Linked DNA regions of Homo sapiens: region 2 is linked to region 1. A link is an interaction called in ENCODE POLR2A ChIA-PET data of the cell type or tissue named here. Cell type or tissue: endothelial cell of umbilical vein. All regions are shown on one strand. Each heading gives the region's core, and the rest is flanking DNA. Links, peaks and the distances in the headings are about the cores only.

Region 1 (7,826 bases), core at 1,704-6,703:
CTGGAGATAATGGGCAGAAAAGAATTGATTGGAATGAAGCTAGCAACGTTGGCGAAGCCAGATCTTACGTGGCTTTGTGAACCATAATAAGTAGTTTGAGTTTAATTTAAATACAGTGGGAGAATATCTGTGGGTTTTAAGGAGAGGAGTAACCTGATCTGAGTTATATTTGAAAAATGAACACAGTGCTTCTGGGCAGATAGTGGATTTATGTGGAAGGCCAGAGAGGCAGCTGGGAGACTTGTTAGGAGGCTCTCAGAGTAGTTAAACAAGAGGAGTCGTGGTTTGGAGTGGGCTATGTAAGTGCAAATGGAGAAAAGTAGAGGTAGAATCTGCAGGACGTGCAGAAGAATTTGATGTGGGAGAATGAGTCTTCGATTTGATATGAGCAAAAGAGCTGATGGTGGTGCCATATTCTGAGTATGAGGAAGACTGAAGGGAAAAGCAGATTTGAAGGAGAAAAGTTGAACATGATGTTCAGGGCTGTGAAAGTTTGAGTTGCCTGTTAGATATAATGTAAATGACAGGTAAGCTATAGAGAGTATGAATCTGAAGCGCTAGGGTTGGAGATGGAGAACTGGGAGCCATCAGCATAGCAATGGTATTTACAGGCTTGGTAGTGGAGGAGGTCACAGAGGAGAGTGTGGATAGAGACGGGAAGGCGCCAGGAGAGACTCCCTGAAGAAGTCCAATATCTTCAAGCCTAGAATAGGAAAAGGAGCCAGAAAGGAGGCTGAGAAGTAGCCAGAAATTTTAAGAGAAATCCACTTAATAAGACTTTACCCTGTGTGAGGTCATACGCCAGCCTTCTATACAGGTTAACCACTTTAATCTTCACTTCAAATTCCAGAACTCTTTAGAAAGTGAAGTCTGGCATTGGGCTGTCTCTGCTAGAACCCAAGCATCCCCACTTGCTAGTGTATGACTGTGAGCACGTTCATTAACCTCCCTGTGACTCAGTTTCCTCATCTATAAAATGGGGTTATAAATATCTACCTCATAAGCTTGAGGGTTGGATTAAATGAACTAACATACATAAAGTCCCCAGAACAGTCTCTGGCACGTAGTGAGCACACCAATAAATGTGATCTAGCAGTTGCTAAATAGCTATTATTATCTGAATCTTATACTCAGATGGGGCTTGGAGAAGTTTATTTTCAGGTATAGCGCATGGTAGAGCTAGGGTTGAAACAACTTTGTTTGATCCCAAAGGATGTAGTATTTCTACTTTCCCTGTATTTAGACCCTTTACAATAAGAATAAATTGACTTATGACCAAGCCATCATTTTTGCCGGCCATAGTATCACAGCATAGAAAACCAATATATCATTTCAGATATGCATTTCAACCTTCATTCTCTCCAAGGAAATATTTTTATAAGAGATACTGACTGTTAGCCAAAGTCCCTAGATTTACTTTCTGTCTTGTCTGTAGAGTGGCTAAGGAAACTTTTCCACCCCCTAAAAGGGTAGTCAGAGTTAAACTGAGGCAAAAATGTCCACATAACTAACAACCAAATAATCAGTCCTCATGTAAATATATAACATGTTGATTATTATTGTAAATGTCAAAAATATTTTTAAAAGCAGATTTTATTAATAATCACTATTTAGACTAAATGAGGGAATCAGTCTTAACAAAGTAATATTTTTAAAGGAAACCTAGTTCTATTAATTTCAATTAAATAAAGCAACTCAAGTTAGGCTAATTAAGTGTTGTCAAGCAAAGGAGTTGGGAAGCTACTTCAATAAATAGAGAAGAATGATTTGTATTTAACATATTGGTTGTTTATCCATTAATTGGTGTTTTAAATTGTTTGAAGGCAATTTGTTCTTTTCAGTAAATTAAATGTTCCTCTATGCAAGTATTAGGCTATTTTATTGGCAACTTTTTTATAAAGCAAAGTTAGCTTCAGCTTAATCTCTTAGCAAATTAATGAAGGTTTTTTCCTTTAAGAGATTCTAAAGCTACTGGTGTTACAATTAGGTTCTATTACTAATTTTTAAAGAAGAGAAGAATTTCTCTGTTCATAATTCCAATATCCAATTACAATAAATTATGCAAAAAGACTGTTGCTACTTTGGAAGAAACTGTGAGGAACATCTGCCACCCTAAGCGCCAAGAGGTCTGACTATGATATAACATCTTAGGGTTCAATTTCATTTGAAAGTCTTAATTCTGTCTAAGTATACCACTGTGCATTACACTGTGTGTAATGTCAGAATTAAGACTTTAAATGTTAGAAGGAAGGAAGAGAAGGAGGAAAGGAGGGATAGAAGGAAGACAGAATCTCCATGATTAGAGTTTGGTTTGGAAGCCTAGTTTCTTTCTGAAAAAGGTCAATCACCATGGACTGGCTCAACCCTGAAAAGTTTCCAAAGTTAGGCTGATGTGCTCTGTTGAAATTCACCCAAGAATTGTACACCTTATTGCTGAGAAGTCACACCAGATGTCCTGTCCAAGGACTAATAACGCTTATTCCTGTAGGCTACATCCATATGTGAGGAAACAGAAGAGAGCATTTCAGAGCTAGTTAGTCAACTTTAAGTTATGCTCAGTGCACTGTATCGGGAATACAAAAGCATTTTCCAGATGGCATCATAAAGTTAGTTCATTTTTGCAAAGCACCATCTCATTTTTGAGAAATAGCCGCTTGTTTTTCATTCCCCTTGGTTGTTTCAGAATTGCTTTTTCTTGCCATAAATGCAATACTTAAACTAGAGGGCTGGTTAGAATATTTGCTGTATATTATAAAAACTGCCTAACAGACTATGAGTGTTCAAATATGAATTGACAAGGAGATTGATAATACATGGTCTTAACCACTGGCCAGGCCATCAAGGAGACAAAGAGCCAGATGGATATTGGGATTCTACTTTCACTGTTAATGATATAACCTTGGGTAATTCACTTAATTACACTGTGTTTCAGTGTCTACATATGCATGAGAGCTATTCTAACTCTCAGAAATTCCTTTGTGAGTCATCTAAGAACCACCTATTATTTGAGTTGTTTCTCTACCTACTTATCTATGTGAACTCTCTACTGTAGCCAAATTATCCCACTCACTTTCTTCCAAATACTCTGTATGCAACTCCAAATTTGTGTCCTTCATCAAGCTCTTTTCTTGGCCTAGAATGCTCTTTCTCTTCTCTGTCTAGCCAAATCCTGCCGTCTTTTGAGGCATCAATCAACTGTCCTTCTCAGTAAGGATATTCATGTATCTGTGCTACTCTATAAAGGGATTTACACATGTAATCACATTTAGTCATTAGAACAGCTTTATAAAGTAACTATTATTGTGCTCATTTTACAGAAGAGAGTATGGTACTTGAATAAAATGCTATACTGTCCCAAGGTCCAAAGGCGCCGTCAGGACTTAGATTAGAGCTCAGATTTCTTGGTTGCTGAAACCTGAATTCCTTCCACTACTCCACTCAGTCTCCTAGGGATATTTTCGTGTCATTTGTTGCAATTATTGTTATTATTGTTATTTTATACTCTTTTAATGCAAAGGCTCATGTCTCCTTACAGAAATAGTAAATGCCTTGAAAAAAGGAATACTATCTTTGTATTTCCTACACCAGAATGTAAACTCCACAGGGGCTGAGAATTTGACTTGGTTATTCACTGCTCCTACTTCAGTATGTAGAACAGTCCCAGACATAGTAGACACACAATAAATACTTACTGAATAAATTTCACTATGTCTCTTATGGCATCTGGGTTTGCATATAAACATTCCCAATAAATACTTGTTCTTCTGGCACAATAAGATTGTCCCCTCATAAAGATTTCTAGATTAAAATCTTCTTAGATATAAAAAAAAACACTTTTTCTTTATAGCTTTCCACGTCTGTTGTCCCTCTTCTGCTACTAATCTTGTCTTCTCAACCATGACTATTGTCAAATCATTCACCGAATATTTACATTACTCTTGGTTTTTCATGCTGACACCAAACATTGTCACATTTGACTCTAAATAATACAGAATGAGAATCACATCCTGAGTATTTATCCTCAATAAAAATCTGCTTACTAGATATTATTTATTGAGCAGTAATTATTTCCACACTAAGCACTTCATTTATATTAATTCTTATATAAGGACAAATATTCTGAACCCCATTTTACAAGTTAGAAAAATGATGCTCAGAGAAATTAAGCAACTTGCTGAGGACCACATAGATAATAAAATGATGAGCTAGAATTAAAGCCGGGGCTTCAAACCACTGAATTCTACTACATCCAAGTGGCTTGTGATGTTCCGGGAGAAGAGGCTAATATCCTTGCCAGCTGGCATGGCCAAATTAGACAAGTCCTGACAGTCAAGTCAGATATTGTGAATTATGAGACTGCATTTTTGAGGGCTGACTATTGGGAAAACTTCAGAATTATCAATGGCCCCACAAATATCAATTGTTTCTGTTCGTTTTCTTGACTTAATCTCAAAATTATTAAACATTCAACTAAAATTCCAGTTCCAAGTGATGCTATTTAGTTAGTGAGAATAGCTTCTATTCATTAGTGGAAGAAAGTCATTAATATGTAACATTATTATCTCTAACTTTACCCTAGTAAAGGCCAGTTGGTATTTATTAACATTTGGAATACAGATATTTTGCTAAGCTTACTTAACAAGACTGCATCAGTTAATGTTGACGTTAGTTTCGGTTTGGCACTGAGTCACAGCTCTTTGTTATTTCAAGGAGTAAGAATAAGTGAACTAGTAGTGTTTCAGTGAATATTAAAATGTGAAAAGCAAAACACAGTGAAAAACATGACTTCTAAGTATTTGCAATAACTCATAGTTTTTTTTTATAATTTTGGAGATGGTGAGAGTCTAGTTGTCCTTCTGTCTTCTAAAATAAACTGTATTTGGAACTTTGGCTTAAGCCTATTTTTAATTCATTTTGGTAAGTACTACTACAAGCTTTATCAGTACAAGTGCCTTTCAAAACACAACATAATCAGACAAACAGAATGTTATAGGTTGCAAATAAAAGAATTTAGATACTGTTTCTTTCTGTGCTACCTACCATATCCAACACTGGATAAATTGCTCAGAAAACAAATGTTAGTGTATTCAGCTTTAAGTCAAGGTTAATGCATAACTCAAAGAATTTTAAAGGGATCTATAAACCCACAAAGTGCTTAGAATTCTTTCAATCAAATCACATTGTAAACATTGGGTAAAGGACTGAGAGACTGTCATATGCTACTATTTTCTGTATTTTGACTTCTGTGTATATGGTAATAGGTGCACAGCAAGCAGTGAATTTAATTCATAATACCTGTTATGTAGTTCAATCCCAGAAAATAGAGGGAAAAAACTGGAGTGTAGCTTAGGAAATAGTATTGTTGTTGAGGCTCTTAGGAAACAGTATTATTGTTGAGGCTCTGTTGTGATATTAGGAAATCAGTAGCCTTTCACACACTCGAGCAAGGAAGCTGACTGTTAGTGTAGGACTCCAAAGTCTCTTGATCTACAGGCTTTAAATCATTGCTTAGGAAAAAAAAATAAACAATATATTCTTGTACTAGCAAATCAGGAATTAATGATAAATTATTTAGATGACTGCAAATTGCCTGTGGTTTTCACCTTGAGTATATGCACTACAAGCAGATGACTGGGTTTTTGTTGTTGTTGTTGTTGTTGTTTCTGAGACGGAGTCTTGCTCTGTCACCCAGGCTGGAGTGCAGTGGCGCGATCTCGGCTCACTGCAACCTCTGCCTCCCAGGTTCAAGCAATTCTCTTGCCCCACCCTCCCAAGTAGCTGGGATTACAGGCATGTGCCACCACGCCTGGCTAATTTTTGTATTTTTACTAGAGACGGGGTTTCACCATATTGGCCAGGCTGATTTCAAATTCCTGACCTCGTGATCTTCCCGCCTCGGCCTCCCAAAGTGCTGAGATTAGAGGCATGAGCCTGAGCCACCGTGCCCGGCCCAGGTGATTGTTTTCAGAGGATGTTTGGAGTTCTTTATTAGCAGACAGGATGCATTCATTAAGTATTCACTAAACGTGTATTGAACACCTACTATGTGTTCAGCTCTGTAGAGAGTGCTGAGATGAGTCATATATGGTCCCTACCTTTAAGGAACTCATCATCTAATGGAAGAGAGAGATATATCGACTGCCAACTGCAGGATGCATCCCAATATCATTCTTTCTCAGAGAGACCACACACGGAAGAAATAATGTGGGAAACATGGAAATATACTCAAAAGTCAGACAGAAGGAGGGTTATAGAATTAAAACCTATTAAATAATAATAACATTTAGAAAATACAGAATTGGATATATGGGAATCTTGTTGCAGAAGGAGGGGAAGCAAAGAGTTGGACTGAGGTTAGAGATAATGAGGGAACATGATGTGGCCAATGAGAGAAGCAGGGAGAGTTGTGGAGGAGAAAGTGTAGTGTAGTTGTGGAGGAGAAAGTGTAGTGGGGAGAAAGTGTACTAGACAAAGCAGGCCTCCGCTCCTGAAAGAAGCCAGTGACAGCAGAACACAGAGTCTCCCACCCATATGAACCTCTGGGAGAGCCAGCAGAAACCTCAATCTTTTCCCCAAGGGGTCACAGGACGAGTGGCTACAGGAAAGGCCATGGCCAATGCTTATAGCCTTGCTTACTCTTCCTCATTTTGCCTTCATATGGCCTTGATCTGGCCTATCTAGTGGGGTGATACGTGACAGAAATACCACAAAAAACATGAAATGTATCCTCTGTTTGCTTTAATCCTACAACAGTCTCTGCACTTAGCTAAGAGACATAAGGATGACTTTGTCCCATGGTGGAGTGGCGAGGATACTCCAAACTCCAAAACTGTATATTCTTAATTGTAAGTTCAAAAGCTTTGATCTAAGTGGGAGTTATAAGGATTTGGAATAAAATATTACAGAAGCTGGTTACTTCCTCTTCCTACCAATGCTATAATGTTTTAGTTTGAGTCTGCTGCTGGGATAGGGAGGAGTTATTTAATCTGGCTGAGTTTAAATTTTAAATGACTGAGAAAACACTGAGTAGTGTATCACCCTAGAGAAGTCTGCAGAAATAGAATTCAAGGTAGAAATTAAGTCCAATTTTAGAAAAACAGAGAGAGCAACATTTTTGCGCACAAGAATTTGTGAGTTGGGAAAGTTGCCTCCCCCAAACCTACTTTCATAATTTATAAAGATATTTCCTTTTAAACTAACTTCTGGGGATTTGTGTGTGAAAAAAATTACTGCATTATAGGTGTTAAAAAGTGCTTTAGGAGCCCTGTATGATTTGACTTGAACTTTTCTTTCTATAAATTCTTATTTGCTAAAGCTTAAAGGCCCTCACCAGAGTTATTTTTCTTTGGCTTTGTAATAATTTGCATCTGAATCTTGATTCCTTGCCCTGTGAAACACCGTGATTTGGGGAATTAATGGTGTTCTGAATAATATATTTAGGATGCCCAGGTAGGCTTAAATAGGAATCCTATCTGGATAGTCACACTGGGTTCTCTCCAGGAGGTAGGCATACCTGGGAACTCTTGAGAAGGGTGGACCAACTGTCTGTTTCCATGGGGAATTATCTACATCAACACTCCTGAGAAAGAACTTATCCTAAAGGAAAAGAATACAGATTAACAAGATGTCTCTCTGGACTCACGTCTGAGTCACAAGATTAGGGACTGCAATCAAGAGTGGAAAAAATCTTGAAGAATTGACTCACTAAAGCTTCCGTCAGACATTGACAGCTCAATGGAGCATTGCTTTGCAGCCCCTGTAATGGTAATCATATGAAAGCATTTGCCCCACCCCAGGGTGACCGTGGGAACCTGGAGAAGTTAAGA
Region 2 (7,826 bases), core at 927-5,926, 180 kb before region 1:
CCCTACAGCAGATTCTGTTTACCTCAGTTTCTTTCCCTCAAATATATCCCACTGGAGATTTCAGAGCTGCAAGAGCTGCAATATAGTTTCATAAATGCCTACTGTAAGCCAGACAAGGCATGTCCAGTGCCCTGGAGATACAGCAGTGAGGAAGACAGGCAGAACCTCTGCTGTCAGGAATACTCATAGCAGTGGGAGGAAATAGATCATAAGCATGTAAGCAGCGAAGTACATGCATACATAGAAACATTCAAACCTCAATAAAGGCAGATAAAAGAAAATAGTGTGTTGGAGAGTGACTAGTATGGAGCCCATTCCAGCTAGGGAGTCAAGGATGATCTGTGGATGTAAAATTTCAATGGAGACCTGAAATATTAGGAAGCAATGACGCAAAGCTATGGAAGAAGAGTGCACTAAGCAAAAGGAGAGCAATTGCTAAGACCCTAAAATAGAAAAGAGAAGGCACCTTTCCCTTGGAGTGATGATTTTCTTGGTGCCTTAGCATTCAGGCTGCTGAAAGGAAGCAAAGACAAGAGAGGGAAGCAACCCAGTAGGTCACTCCTCTCTCAGTCAAAGATGAGGAAGGTTTCTTATCTTTATCTCAGACCATCCTACTGAGGATATCTCTCAAGTCTTTCAGCACTTAGATGGGATAAGGTAGCTAAAACCAGAGGGTTAGCTAAGGTGAGATGCTACAAAAGTATCAATAAGACACTAAACAAAGATAATCCAAAGGGTTAGATACTATTATTTATCTTTTTATTATTATTATTCTATAGTATATTAATCATTATTATCATCATCAGAACTGTCCTACCAAATTATAATTTCTATGGGGAAGGAAACTTGTATGTTTTATCATAGTGCATGGCACATAAAAGGTGCTCAATAAAAAGTCTGTTCAAAAATGCATTGAAACACATGCATGACTAGAAAGAGCCAAACAATATTATAATGGGACTTCATTTCACCTCACTTTCTGTGTCCTCCCATTCCTTCTTGCCTACCTGTTCCTCTTCTGCTTCCCAACCCTGAAGAGCCCAATTTTCCCTTTATTCCCCTCACCCATTACCATTTGCTTATGGACCCAGCCATATCCTTTGTCAAATTTTCCTTTGCTTCAGGATTATATTAAATTTCATTCTTCACTGTCCCATGAACTCTATTAAAGTTTTCATTATGTACTGCAATTAGGATCTGTCTGTCTGGACACAAAGCAAGCCAGGGATGTGGTCAGGAGGATAGCAGAGCAAGAGGGACAAATGTATGTACCAGAACCCCTGGGTGAATGCTGCTGTCCTGGGCTGGAAAGCCTAGGCCGCAGAGAAAATGAAGGCACTTCCATGGATACTGGTTGAAGCACACATTCTTTAAGAACAGATTCTTGCTGTTGCAGGATATTATAGGCAGGGTTATATAGGTGTTCTTATTCACTATTTCACAAATATTCTAAAATTTCACCAATTACAGAGATCATTTTGATGAACTAGTGTTCTCTTTGGGAAGGTTATGTTAATCAAATTGTATTCCTAAAACCTAAATACAGTACATATGAGAACTTTGATAGAGTTCATAGGACAGGGAAGAATATGATAAAACAGACAAGGTTCCTGCCCTTATAGAAATTATAATTTGGTGGGACAGTCCTGATGATGATAATAATATGTTAAATATACTAAAATAATAATAATAAGATGAATAATAGTATCTAACCTTTTTTGATTACTTTGAGGATTTCACATATGAGGCATTGTATGTGAAGTATTTAATACAATGCCTGACATGTCGTAAATATTCCGTTACTACTAAGTCTTGCATGAATGCATCTCCATGAAGCATGGATTAGGGAAAATATAGAATTTAAAGCTGCATTATCTTAGAGATCTAATGCTTATGCTAATCCTGTTATTTTACAAGTGATTCAATAAACACAGGTTAGGTAACTTTACAAATGAGTCAGTGAAAACACAGAGGTTAGGAGCATGCCTGTGGTCACAGAGCTCATACATATGTGCTGCTATCCCTGAGATATGAAAGCTGTGGACCCACTCCACAGAAAAGTAAATATATCCGAAGTTGTGCGTAAAGTTGCAGGGAGGCCCCTGAATCTCATCCATAACATCCTCTGTATCCACGGGCGCGGTTAAGTACCCCACACTTGCTGCCTTTGTGTGTTATCTGACTTTGAGAATGTTTTGCATGTTGACTAGTCCTGACACAAGCAGTGTTTGAAATAATACTTTACTGCTGTAATTTTCTTCATAAACCCTGGTTGCTGATCATATGAGCAGATGACTCCCCGATGTGCTGAGTAAACACATTTCCAGCTTGAGAGGGATGCTGTGTAATGACACTTGGAAAGTTCAGTATCCTGTTTATCTAGTATCTAATTATATGGGCATGCAACAAGTAAACTTTTATCCTTGAAAACCAGAAAAAATGTAGTGATTTTTAGATAAATGTGCCTCTTTATATGCATATAACCTTTCCTGTATATCTGTGGTCTTTGGTGTACTAATATTTTGATAGATTAAGAAAATGAGGAAAACGAAGTAGGAAAAAGCTATTCAAGCTATTTTAGAAAATGGCTTGCATATTTAAGATATGTCAAAAACAAAGCAGTGTTACTTAGTGATGAAGTGAAACCTTGGTATTAAAAAAATGTCTCCACCTATCGTTCACTTATAAATTCAACAAATATGTCTGAAGACTTACTGTGGATAATAAGAAAATGATAGTCCTGAGGGAGAGAAAGGTACACAATTATAAGGCAGGGAGAATTGCAGTGATAAAATGTGCATGGAGTATTTGGGGCACACAAGAAAGACAGGCATTTAACCTCACAAAGGAGCGAATTGCTGGGCTGTGTCAGGGAGGCAACAGCATCCCGGGAAGAGGGCGTTGCCTGCATAAAGGCCTGAAAAAGCAGGCATTTCAGAGTATCCTGATGAGTTAATTCAGAGTGTTGCAGGTTAATGGTGCTAATCACTTACTAGCCTTTCTTTATTTTAGCTACTAGGCAAAAGATACAAGAAGCCAAAAGGACTCAAAAGTAGCAGTTTCATTAATGTGAGTCCAAGAAATACTAAAGCTTAAGTCTTTCTAGTAAAACTAGAATGGAGAACTTGGGTGGAATGAAAAGCCACAGGGTAAGTGTACAACAACTATGATGCAAATTCAGACTCAAGGATGCTTGGGAGGGCTCAAGGTTGATAAACAAACATGGGTACACTTACACAGTCTTCCTACTGCATGGAAGATCACAAGTCTGGTTACAAATGGTCATAAACAGTCACAATTAGGTGGGATAGCCAGCAAGGAGGTACATTGTGCTTAGCAGGTGGACTCAGGAAGAAGAGGAGAGCCTAGACCTTTCCCGGTGATTGATCCTAGAAGCAGCAACCCAAAAGAGAAATGGGGTGGGAAAGGAAGGAGGATGGAAGAAGTTTTAACCAGCTGACGGGTTCACCTTACCCGCTGCTTTGACAGAGCCAATTTATTAAGACAGGGGAATTGTAATAGAGAAAGAGCTTAATTCACACAGAGCCAGCTGTATGGAAGACCAGAGATTTATTATTACTCAAATCAGTCTCTGCAAAAACTCAAGGATTGGAGTTTTTAAGGATAATTTGTTTGGGGTGGGGGGGGGTTGGAAAGTGGGGAGTGCTGATTGGTCAGGATGGAGATGAAATTATAGGGAGTTGAAGCTCTCCTCTTGTGCTCAGTCAGTTCCTGGTTGCGGACCACGAGGCCAGATGAACCAGTTTATTGATCTGAGTGGTGCCAGCTGATCCATCCAGTGCAGGTTCTGCAAAATATCTTAAGCACTGATCTTAGATTTTAGAATAGTGATGTTATCCCGAGGAGCAATTTGGGAGGTTGAGAATCTTGCAGCCTCCAGCTGCATGACTCCTAAACCATAATTTCTAATCTTGTGGCTAATTTCTTAGTCCTGTAAAGACAGTTTAGTCCCCAGTCAGGAAGGGGGTTTGTTTTGAGAAAGAGCTGTTACCGTCTTTGTTTCCTAGTTAAACTAAAAACTAAGCTCCTCCCAAAGTTAGTTTGGCCTACACTCAGGAATGAATCAGGACAGCTTGGAGGTTAAAAGCAAGATGGAGTCGGTTAGGTCAGATCTCTTTCACCATCATAATTTTCTCAGTTATAATCTTTGCAAAGGCGCTTTCCAAGTGATGAAAGGAAAAATACTTGTTGATGTCTCCATATCTGTGGGCTGGGGCAGTAATATGGAAAGAAGAGTTCCCCCCTACAAAAGAGCAAGGGGCTGTGTGCCCATAAAGGGTGGGAGCCCACAGTGAGTTTTATGTTTTAAGTTTTTCAATCAGGTATCTTTGGTAACGGTCCTTTGGAACTCTGTTCTACTCTTGTACTCACTCTGGCTCTAAGGAGACCTAGCTGACCTGCTCTATTTGCTGTAAGATTCAGCCATTCTAACTGGGAAGTTAAAGATCCCATGAACTTCAGAGACCCGTCTCCTCTCCTAGGTGAATGAAGGAATTAGAAATCAATCAAAGAGACAGGACTCATCCAGCCTTGAAAACAACTGTCCTAAATGTTCCCTTTATCAGTGGAAATGTGACAGATTAAGGCTAACCTCCACTCAAGATTGTGCCTTTCACCTGAGAGCAAATTGAGCTACGGATTCAAAGTGAATCTTTTCTTATTTTGCAATTGAAAATTGGAGCCAGACAGGCAAAACATTAAAAAGAAAAATTGAAAAGTCATGGAGCCACCTCTGTGAAAGAGAGATACATGAATAAATAATCAAGTAATCATTGCTTCTTGGCTGGGCCCGGCTAATCACTTCCTGATTGGTCTCCCTCCCTCCTGTCTCCCCCATCTCCAATCTGTGCTGCACCTGGCTACCTGCTAATGTAGAGCTGTGATCATATTTTCCAGTTGAAAAATTGTGACTGACCCCCAGTTTTCTACGGAAATATGTCCAGATACTTCACTCTGATACTGAGAGTCTTCCATGTTCTGACCACAGCCTAACATTCTAGTTTCAATTCTCCCTTTTCCTTACACATATTCTTTAGTCCAGACAAACAGAACTATTCCCTGATAACCTAGTCACCTCAGGATTCCTCATCTCTCATTCCTGGCTGTTACATTTCTCATGTATATTTCCTTAAGAATTCAAGCCCTCTTCTCCCTGTCAAAGTCATATTCGTGTCAAAAATATCACTAGCCCTTGGGCAGGCACAGTAGCTCACACCTGTAATCCCAGCACTTTGGGAGGCTGATGCAGGAGGATTACTTGAGGCCAGGAGTTCAAGACCAACTAGTCATATATAGTGAGACCCCCATCTCTTCAAAAAACTTGACAATAATTTAGGCATGGTGGTGCACGCCTGTAGTCCCAGCTACTTGGGCAGCTGAGGTAAGAGGATCACTTGAGCCCAAGTTTGAGGTTACAATGAGCTATGATTTCACCACTGGACTGCAGCCTTGGTGATAAGGCAAGACCTTGTCTCAAAAAATATGTGTGTGTATTAATATATATTATATATTAAATAAATTAATATATTATATATTAAATAAATTAATATATTATATATTAAATAAATTAATATATTATATATTAAATAAATTAATATATAATATATTAAATAAATATAACTATTAAATAAATTAATATATATTAAACAAATATAACTATATCAAATAAATTAATATATATTACATAAATATAACATATTAAATTAATATGTTATATATTAAATAAATATAACTATATTAAATAAATTAATATGTTATATATTAAATAAATATAAATATATTAAATAAATTAATATATTATATAGTAAATAAATATAACTATATTAGATAAATTAATGTATTATATATTAAATAAATTAATATATTATATATTAAATAAATATAAATATATTAAATATAATTATTTAATATATTTAACTAGTTTTTAGCACCTCAGCCACATGAACTTCCTCTCCATCAAGTACTCAAGTTACTGTTTTTTTAAATCAACATTATGGCTATTCAAGGAATAAAGTACATCTATACAACATGTATTTGATTTATGTAGAAATGTAAACAAAAAGTAAACACCCATAGGTCCCATCACTTAAACACAACTACTATGAATATTTTGGCACATTTCTTTTTTTTAACTTTTATGTTCAGGGGCACATGTGCAGGTTTGTTACATAGGCAAAATTGTGTCATGGGGGTTTGTTGTACAGATTATTTAATCACCCAGGTATTAAGCCTAGTACCCATTAGTTATTTTTCCTTATCCTCTCCCTTCTCCACCACTCCACCCTTTGAAAGGCCCCAGTGTGTCTTGTTCCCCTGTATGTGTCCATGTATTCTCATCATTTAGTTCCCACTTTCAAGTGAGAACATGCTGTATTTGGTTTTCTGATCCTGCATTAGTTTGCTGAGGATAATGGCCTCCAGGTCCATCCATGTCCCTGCAAAGGATGTGGTGTCATTCTTTTTTATGGCTGCATTGTATTCCATAGTGTATATATACCACATTTTGTTTATCCAATCTAACATTGATGACCATATGTCTTGATTCCGTGTATTTGCTATTGTAAATAGTGCTGCAATGAACATATGCATGCATATGTCTTTATAATAGAATGATTTATATTCCTTTGGGTATATACCCAATAATGGATTGCTGAGTTGAGTGGGATTAATATTTCTGTCTTTAGGCCATTGAGGAGTCACCACACTGTCTTCTGCCATGGCTGAACTGATTTACACTTCCACCGACAGTGTATAAGCATTCGTTTTTCTCCACGACCTTGCCAGCATCTGTTATTTTTTTACTTTTTACTAATAACCATTCTGACTGGTGTAAGATGGTATCTCATTGTGGCTTTAATTTGCATCTCTCTAATGATCGGTTTTTTCATGTGATTGTCGGCCACATGTATGTCTTCTTTTGAAAAGTGTCTGTTCACGTCCTTTGCCCACTTTTTTATGGGGTTATTTTTTTCTTGTAAATTTATCTAAGTTCCTTATAGAGTCTGGATATTAGACTTTTGTCAGATGCATAGTTTGCAAAAATTTTCTCCCATTCTGTAGGTTGTCTGTTTACTCTGCTGATAGTTTCTTTTGCTGTGCAGAAGCTCTTTAGTTTTATTAAATCCCATTTGCCAATGTTTGCATTTGTTGCAGTTGTTTTTGGCATATTTATCATGAAATCTTTGCCCATGCCCATGTCCTGAATGGTATTGCCTAAGTTGTCTTCAGGATTTTTTTAGTTTTAAGTTTTATATTTTAGTCATTAATCCATCGTGAGTTAATTTTTGTATATGGTGTAAGAAAGAGGTCCAGTTTCAATCTTCTGCATATGGCTAGCCAGTTCTCACAGCACCATTTACTGAATAGAGAATCCTTTCCCCATTGCCTATTTTTGTCAGGTTTGTCAAAGATCAGATAGTTGTAGGTGAGTGGTCTTATTTTGTGGTTCTCTATTCTATTCCATTGGTCTAGGTATCTGTTTTTGTACCAGTGCCACACTGTTTTGGTTACTGTAACCCTGTAAGTATAGTTTGAAGTCAGGTTGTGTGATGCCTCCAGCTTTGTCATTTTTGCTTAGGATTGTCTTGGCTGTTTGGGGTCTTTTTTGATTCCACGTGAATTTTAAAATAGTTTTTTTCTAATTCTGTGAAGAATGTCAGTGGTAATTTAATGGGAATAGCATTGAATCTATAAATTTCTTTGGGCAGTATGGCCATTTTCATGATACTGCTTCTCTCTATCCATGAGCATGGAATGTTTTTCCATTTGTTTGTGTCATCTCTAATTTCTTTGAGCAGAGTTTGTAG

The links. Peaks named below come from ENCODE experiments on the same cell type or tissue, not always from the same donor. Only the 100,000 strongest peaks of a DNase experiment are listed, where the experiment ranks them.
Region 2: POLR2A ChIA-PET joins it to region 1 with 9 read pairs; 2 of 35 experiments call an interaction of 5 or more read pairs at or near these places.

Annotation. Positions count from the first base shown.
Region 1 is chr11:103,803,169-103,810,994 of GRCh38, reverse strand. No RefSeq gene overlaps it. Among named protein-coding and RNA genes, the nearest start is that of MIR4693, 43 kb to the left of the region's middle. RefSeq lists a silencer at 1-127. In endothelial cell of umbilical vein, for the core only: no CTCF peak of the experiment used is centred there; DNase peaks (open chromatin) are centred at 4,694 and 5,234.
Region 2 is chr11:103,982,889-103,990,714 of GRCh38, reverse strand. All of the region lies in intron 3 of PDGFD (platelet derived growth factor D), which reads left to right. Among named protein-coding and RNA genes, the nearest start is that of DDI1, 50 kb to the left of the region's middle. RefSeq lists a silencer at 6,365-6,558. In endothelial cell of umbilical vein, for the core only: no CTCF peak of the experiment used is centred there; no DNase peak of the experiment used is centred there.